Regions from separate parts of the Homo sapiens genome. Here region 2 is linked to region 1. The links are chromatin loops, found by intact Hi-C in ENCODE. Cell type or tissue: mammary epithelial cell. All regions are shown on one strand.

The links. Peaks named below come from ENCODE experiments on the same cell type or tissue, not always from the same donor. Only the 100,000 strongest peaks of a DNase experiment are listed, where the experiment ranks them.
Region 2: a loop joins it to region 1, with 2.9 times the contacts of the local background. A loop is called at or near these places in 1 of 110 quality-filtered maps.

What each region holds. Positions count from the first base shown.
Region 1 is chr4:53,912,443-53,916,442 of GRCh38, forward strand. It overlaps LOC124900702 (a long non-coding RNA gene), which reads left to right. Exons shown (of 2, transcript XR_007058120.1): 2 at 3,777-4,000. Among named protein-coding and RNA genes, the nearest start is that of CHIC2, 150 kb to the right of the region's middle. In mammary epithelial cell, no CTCF peak of the experiment used is centred here; DNase peaks (open chromatin) are centred at 1,529, 2,009 and 2,359; H3K27ac peaks cover 3,873 bases.
Region 2 is chr4:53,990,438-53,994,437 of GRCh38, forward strand. No RefSeq gene overlaps it. Among named protein-coding and RNA genes, the nearest start is that of CHIC2, 72 kb to the right of the region's middle. In mammary epithelial cell, no CTCF peak of the experiment used is centred here; a DNase peak (open chromatin) is centred at 1,574; H3K27ac peaks cover 1,818 bases.

The DNA.
Region 1 (4,000 bases):
GAATGTCTCCCCCTTGACTCCTTCCCTGGGGTGCACCATGCCCCCTAGCCGTAATTCTTATTCAGAGCTTTGCTCTCTTGGAGATGTTTCTCTTTATCCATAACACATTGGGGCATTCAGGAATGCTGGTCCTGCCCTTTAGCTGGAGGACAATCATTTCAGACCCAAACCAGGCACTACGTGAAGGAGGTTCCAAACTCCAAACAGTGCCAGGTCCTTCTCTCCTCCACTTCAGGACCAGATGAAGACATCCTTCTTGGCTCTTTATTCTCTCAGCCTCCAGGAAAGAGTCAGACAACCCTTATAATCATGACTTCTTATTAAGCATTTACAGAATCATGCTATATGGCATCATTCTGGGTCCTTGGTTATGAAATCTTATACTTTAAGTATGCATTACTTTTAAATGACAAAAACCACAATTACTTTTGCACCAACCTAATACTTTTGTGAACAGTATTTTCTTTGATCTCTACAATAAGTCTATGGGAAAATAATGAGGTAGTTAAGAGCACAGACTGAGTGGGTTCGAACTGGAGCTCTACGACTCACTAGCTGTGTATACCCGGGCAGTTACTCATTCTCTCCATGCCTCAGTTGCCTCCTCTGCAAAATGGGGATAATAAGAGCACTTATCTCATGTGAGTTACTGTAGAGCTTAAATAATATATCTGTGAAAGCTCCTAGAACAGTGCCTGACACACAGCAAGTACGTTCAATTGCATTGTAGCCCATACTCTTCCAATGAGAAAACTAAGGCTTAAAAAGGTGAGGCAACTGCCTCAAAGTCACATGCCTTAAATGACAGTGCTATATGAAAAAAATCTCAATATCATTAATCATTAGAGAAATGTGAATCAAAACCACAATGAGATACCATCTCACACCAGTCAGAATGGCTATTACTAAAAGTCAAGAAATAACAGATGCTGGCAAGGTTGCAGAGAAAAGGGAACACTTATACACTGTTGGTACGAGTGTAAATTAGTTCAACCATTCTGGAAAGCAGTGTTGTGATTCCTTAAAGAACTAAAAACAGAACTACCAATCAAACCAGCAATCCCATTACTGAGTATATACCCCCAAAAATATAAATCATTCTACCCTAAAGACACATGCATGTATATGTTCATTGCAGCACTATTCACAATAGCAAAGACCTGGAATCAACCTAAATGGCCATCAATGATAGACTGGATAAAGAAAATGTAGTATATATACACCATGGAATACTGTGCAGCCACAAAAAAAGAACAAGATCATGTCCTTTGCAGAAACATGGATGAGGCTGGAGACCATCATCCTTAGCAAAGTAACATGGGAACAGAAAACCAAATACCACATGTTCTCACTTATAAGTGGGAGCTAAATGATGAGAACACATGGGCACAAAGAGGGGAACAACAGATACCGGGGCCTACTTGAGGGTGGAGGATGGGAGGAGGGAGAGGATCAGAAAAAATAACTGTTAGGTACTAGGCTTAGTACCTTGGTGATGAAATAATCTGTGCGCCAAACTCCCATGACACAGGCTTACCTATGTAACAAGCTTGCGCATGTATCCCTGAACCTAAAATAAAAGTTAAAAAACAAAAATAAATGATAGTGCTAGAACTTAAACTAAGAACTCTCTTGACAACCAGGACCACACATAATTTGATTAAAAGAAAGCAAAATAAAAGTCTCTTTTATTCCCTCTTTTTTAGAGAGTTTCTTCATCAGAGCTACCTGTGTCTTGCTCATTCCTCTCCCTTCCTTCTTTCTCCCCTCAAAAGATTAAAGGTTACATTGTGAAAAAAAAAAAAAAAAGTTTTGTATTGGGATCACATCTAAGGTTGACTGCTTGCTCTCTCATTCCTCAGCTAGTCCATTCTGTGGGTCTTCCTCATCTTGAATCAGATTCTCTGATAAGCTCATTACTCCATTTATCTGTTTAGCAAATACTAATTGAGTCAGCATCCTCCTAGGTACTAGATGCAACGATACAGTCCCACCCCCCGGGTGACAGTGTAGTTAGTCAAGTCATTGTTTACTAGAAGTAACTGAGTTACCAAAGGAAATTATGAAATGTTCTTCTCTTTAAAAATAGGATAGCTTCTTAGTCAGCTGCCTGTCTGGCTAACTTATCTAGAAGACAAGAGAGCAAAGGCCTGGGAGAGATTCATATCAAACAGAGGGGAGGCTAGTTCTTTGTAATTTGACTAACAGCCCAGAACAGAGCTGAGAAGACCCAGGCAACGTATATTTTGTATGCCATTGCTTTTAATGGCTGCAATTACTTTTACACCAACCTAATATAGCAAGGCAGTGAAGAGCCAGGTCTTGGTAAGAATAATGTGATTTTTGCATCACAGCCCTGCCATTTACAAATGGTACAATATCATGCAACTTCCTGAGCTCTTTCTCAGCTTCCTTATGATATTCCTCATGCAGTTGGGCAAGATGTTAAGAAAATGGGTATGCAAAATGCTTGGCACTGAGCCTGCCACATAGTGGGTGTTCAATAAGTGGTGACTTACAATGTTATAATAGGGCAAATTATAACGGGCTGGGGAAGGGCATGATGCATAGGGCAAGCTCACCTAGATTGTGCTTCTAAAAGGGGCTGCCATCTGCTACAACAGGCTTCCAGAAAAGTCTAAGCCAGGTTTGCTGCCATTGAGTACTGGACCAAGCTGTCAACCTCTAGAATGGAAATGCCTTCAAGCTACTAATGTCATCAAGTAGCCAAGTCACCGTCTTATGTAAAAGCTTCGACTTTGTTTCTCTGATTTCATCTTTGCCCTCTATTGTCTAATCTTAACACAGTTTCCAAAGAATAAGTAAGTCAGATATGCCATTCCTCTGCCTCAAGTCTCCCAGTGGACATCTTTTTCTTGCAGAATAGGCCATTGGTATTAAAAAGAGCTTGGCCAGGCGCAGTGGCTGATGCCTGTAATCCCAACACTTTGGGAGGCTGAGGCAGGCAAATAACTTGAGCCCAAGAGTTCAAGACCAGCCTGGAAAACATGGTGAAACCCCATCTCTACAAAAAAAATACAAAAAAAATTAGCCAGGCATGGTGGTGTGTGCCTGTAGTCCAGCTGCTCTGGAGGCTGAGCGGGGAGGATTGATTGAGCCCGGGAGGTGGAGGTTGCAGTGAGCTGAGATTGTGCCATGACACTCCAGCCTGGGCAACAGAGCTAGACCATCTCAAAGAGAGAGCGAGAGAGAGAGAGCTTGTTGTTAGTCCAAAAACATGCTTCTTCCTCCAGGCAGACACAATCCTGCATCAAGGCACAAGGCTTGGTGAGCTCAGGCATTACGGTGCAGTGAACAGATCTGCACAATGCTAGGCTTCCTGGCCACTTCCTCTCTCACTTCATCTCCTGTTACTCTTCTCCTCACCCTCTCTGATCCAACTGCACTTGAGTTCTTTGAACAGCCCATGCATGCTTCTGCCTGGGTTCCTTTGCACTTATCATCCCCTCTGTCTGGAAGCCTCATCCCCTAGACAGTCTCTGTCTTGCTCCTGATCACCTCATTTCCTTCTCTGTTTGCAAATCATCTTTGAGTGAGGTTTTCATCTACCTCCATATTTCAAATTGCAATACTTCTTCCCCTGGGAAATATGGCCATATTCCCCACCCCTGCTTCAAAGTCTCCACAGCACTCATCACCATTTAGCATATTATACTATTTATAATATATATTGATTTTACACTCTCTCCTCCCATTAGAATATAAGTTGCACGAAGGCAGGGAAATTTTACTGTTTTTCACTGCTCTATCTCCAGGGCCTGGCCCATGGCAGGAGCTCAGGAAATGTCAGATAAATGATTGAATTTACAAGAACAAGCCCAACAGTTAAGAAAACTTCAGCTCCTGCCTCCTGCCCATGCAGCCCAGAAGGGCCAGTTTCATGCCATGTTTGATTGCCGCTCCGGTCCCAGGAGGGATGGAATCTGCTGTCTCACCAAGACTTGGGCATGAGGCTGGCCTTCTCCAGAAGCTCCAGGCC
Region 2 (4,000 bases), 78 kb after region 1:
TATAAAATGTACTTATTGAACAAACATTTATGGTGCATTTATCATGTGTCAGGCAATATTCTTGATTCTGGAAATATACTGGTGAAAGTTAAGGTGGCCAGACACGGCACCCAATTTCATGGAGCTGGTATTCTAACAGAGAATGACAAAAATATGAATAAGAAATTCAGATAGTGAAAAGTGTAATGAAGAAAATATACAATGTCACAGTGACAGCGCAGAAGAGCTCATTCAGACTGGCAGGTTGGGAAAAGTTTCACTGAAGAAGGGACATTTGAGCTGAGACCTGAAATCCTAAGAGGAGGGGGTCATTCTAGGCAGAGACAACAATGAATAAACAACCCCACGGGAAAACTAACTTTGCCTTTCTGAGTAACCGAAAAAGACAATGCAGTCAGACTGGAGTGGGTGGAACACTGATGATAAGAAATGATGTCAAAAGGCAGGCAATGGCCAGACTGTGTAGAACACTGGAAGAACAGCTAAAGAGGCAATTGCAATTCAGGTAAGAACTGATAGAAGATAATGGAAACTTAGAAAAAAGGAAAAGCGATGGATATGAAGGAAAAATTAATGTACTGCAGGTGTATTTTTGAAGTAGATTATGAGATTATGGGAAATGGAGGAGAAATGACAGCTCCTGGGTTTTTGTCTGAGTGAAATATATGAGTGAGAGGAGAAGGACCATATAGTGAGATGAGGAAGAATGAAAAAAAGAACCAATTTCACAGGGAGAAAGTCAAGAGTACTGTTTTAGCCATTTTAAGTATGAAACACCTTTTTATTATTCAAGTAGCGAATGGTCAAGTGGGCGTTTAGGTATCTAAAGTTATAGCTCAGTGGAAAGGTCAGAACTGGCAATATAAATCTGTACATAAGATGGTATCTAAACCATGCAATTAGATGAGATCAGTAGAAAAACAGAAAAGTCTTGGGCCTGAGCCTGGAGCACACCAACACTTAAGGCTTAAGAGGAAGACCTACAGCCAATGGATAGAGCAAGAAGCAAGAAACTGGGAGAGCATGCTGTTAAAGAAGCCAAGAAAAGACAGATAGTGCATGAAGAGGACTTAATAAATGCGGCAGGAGTTAAGAGAGAGATGACTGATTTGGCAAAGTGGAGGTGTTTGTAATCTTGACAAGAGCAGTTTCAGGGAATGGTGGGATCCAAAACCTAGTTTTAGGGTCCATAGAGGTAAGCTGGAAATGTGAGGAAATTTTTGAGCAGGTTTCTGTGAAGGTGTGAGAGAAGTGGCAAAAGAAGATGTGAGGTCAAGGGAAGGTGTCGTTTTGTTTACAAATGGGAGGCAGAAGAAAATGTTTGTATGCTGATGGAATGGTCCAGTAGTCAGAGGCTGGTGTTGGAAAAAGTTGAAGAGGGAAGTTATGACACAGTAATTTTGGAGAGTAAGAGAACAAACATGTTTGTGAAGCACAGTAAGATCTTTGGGTAGTACCTATTTGAAATTTGTGGTAATGGATTTAAAATGAAATTAGTCAGCATTGGCTTCAGATTTTTCTCCAGCCCCATTCAGCTGTTAGGTGTAAGCGCAGAGTAAAGAGATGGAGCAGTGCTTAAAACAAGTTGGGACTCGCAGGTAGGAGACTATGACAGAGAGTAGACGAAGTTGATACGATTACAGAAAAGCAATTGCTAATGATAGGCTATGATAAATTCCCAAGATATGTGTTTATTAAATGTTTGATGAATGACACAGACCTGGAATCAGACTTTACCCATTCCTAGAAGGGTAAGTCGCTGAACTTAAGTCAATAATTCCTTTACAGAATTTCTGAGAGGACTTAATTATAATTTTTGTATAGTGCCTAAAATAGGACCTGGCATTGAACAGTCACTCAATACATGTTAGTTTTCAACTCCACTTTCCAAGTACAATTTCTCTTCCTCGTTCAGTTACTCAACAATCATTTCTTCAAAACAGTCTGTGCCAGGCACATACTGGGCGCTAAGATATAATAGCAAGGCTGATAAGAACCTGCTTTCATGGTATAGCAGGAGAAACAGATATTTTACAAATAACTAAACTTAATATTTATGTTCAGTTGTGATAAACACTGTGAAGACTGACCTAGGGAGATGTTGAAAACAGATTTTTAAAACTTTTAAACTTTTGTAAAAATGTTCAAAGAGAATCTGTTGTTAGAAGTTTAACATTCTGATTTAACTGTTTTGAATACGAAAAATACAAACTCAAAGTAAACATCTAAAATATAAGGCAAATCTATCCATATAGAAAAGGAATAAGAAGGTACTGACCAATGAAGTTGAAACAACACTGTCATATTAATCTCAAAAATGGACCAAACTGGCCTTTATTTTAGGGTCAGAATGCATGTGAGAGTTGGGCTCAATTCTTTTAGAATTGTTCCTTAGGATACTTCTTAAGCTTTAACTTTATGCCAGGCATTGTGCTAAGTGACAGAAAGAGAAAAGCAGCCCTTGGCATCCAGGACTTGGCTTGTTATTACCAGCTAGGCCTTGGTGTTCTCCTGTTGAACATAAACAATCTCACAGAAGACCATCAGTCAAGGTTACTCTGTGACCATGATGAAACAGAAAAGACCTCTTCACATCTTGTGTAATAAGACAAAAACAAAGTCGCAGTGCAAAGCACAAAATACTAAATATGAGTGACTGCTGCTTCTTTACAAATTACGGCTTTCACTTAGCTTCGTGTCTCCCACCTCCTAAATGAGATCTATTCAGACCAATCATAAAATTACCCCACTTCCTTACAGAATCGAAATCCAGTGCAAACTCTTGCTTGAATCCTTCCCAAATCACTCATCACAAGCCCAAATCCTGAAAGAAGGCCTTTCCAGCACTCAGGAATCCCTACAATGTATCTCTAGTTTCAACAAACAAAAAAACCCAACTTTGTTCAACTCCTTGTGTGTTCCTAGTGGTCTCCTGTGTTGAGTGGCATTACCAGTGGAATATATGCATTATATTGTGTAATCCTCATAAGTACTTCTTGAAACAGGTACTATTAACAAATCCATTTTACAAATGAGGAAATGGAGGCACAGAGCTGTTAAGTAACATTTCCAAAGCCACACAGCTGGAGAGTGGCAGAACCAGAATTAGATTCCAGTCTGACCCCAGTGAGATTCCCTGATAATGTTCCAGATAATTATTTAGAATTGTTAGTAGGCTAGTCTTTCAGTTTAACAAAGGGCAAAACAGTCTTTCTATACCTCTATTCCTTCGATCTTACATACTCTTTGGTCTCATTGCTAAACAGTGAAACAGTTGAGTTCTTTATTTAAGGAATTTTTACTTGCTAGCTTTACAGGTTAAAACAAATTAACATTGGAGCTTGCTAATTTTGGCTTATTTCAGGGTCAGAATGAGCTTCATCAATGACAGATTTGACCAGGTCCACTCACATTCTCAAAATCTTTCAATAGCTTCAGGCTAGAGTCAAAAAAATTTCAGCATGATACACTTGTCCCTTCTCCCTTTCCTGACCTTATCTCTTGATGCTTCTGCACAATTCATTAAACAGGTATTTTGTACCAGACCATCTCCCCATATTTTCCAATCATACAGAAATCATCAGTACTTTTTTAACACAGCCTTTTCATGTGTTAAGCTTCAACCCATGCAACCTATGACCTTTCCACCCCAAATATATTGCTCCTTTGAAGATCCACCCTATCACTTACTTTCCTTGATTATTAGCACTTTTCATACCATGTTACATGCTTATTCCTCCAGCCTCAACTCTTTAGAAACCAAAAGGCATTATTCTCTTTGCTATCCTTTATACTTGGCATGATGCCCGAGGTTGGGCCAAGCTTAGACCTTAGACCATTTCTTCACCAAATTCAAATGTCTCCCATTTCTTTAGTAATTGGTATGGTTTGGGTCTGTGTTCCCCCACAAATCTCGTGTTGAACTGTAATCCCCAATGTTAGAAGAGGGGCTTTGTGGGAGGTGACTGGATCATGGGGGCAGATTTTTCCCTTGCTATTC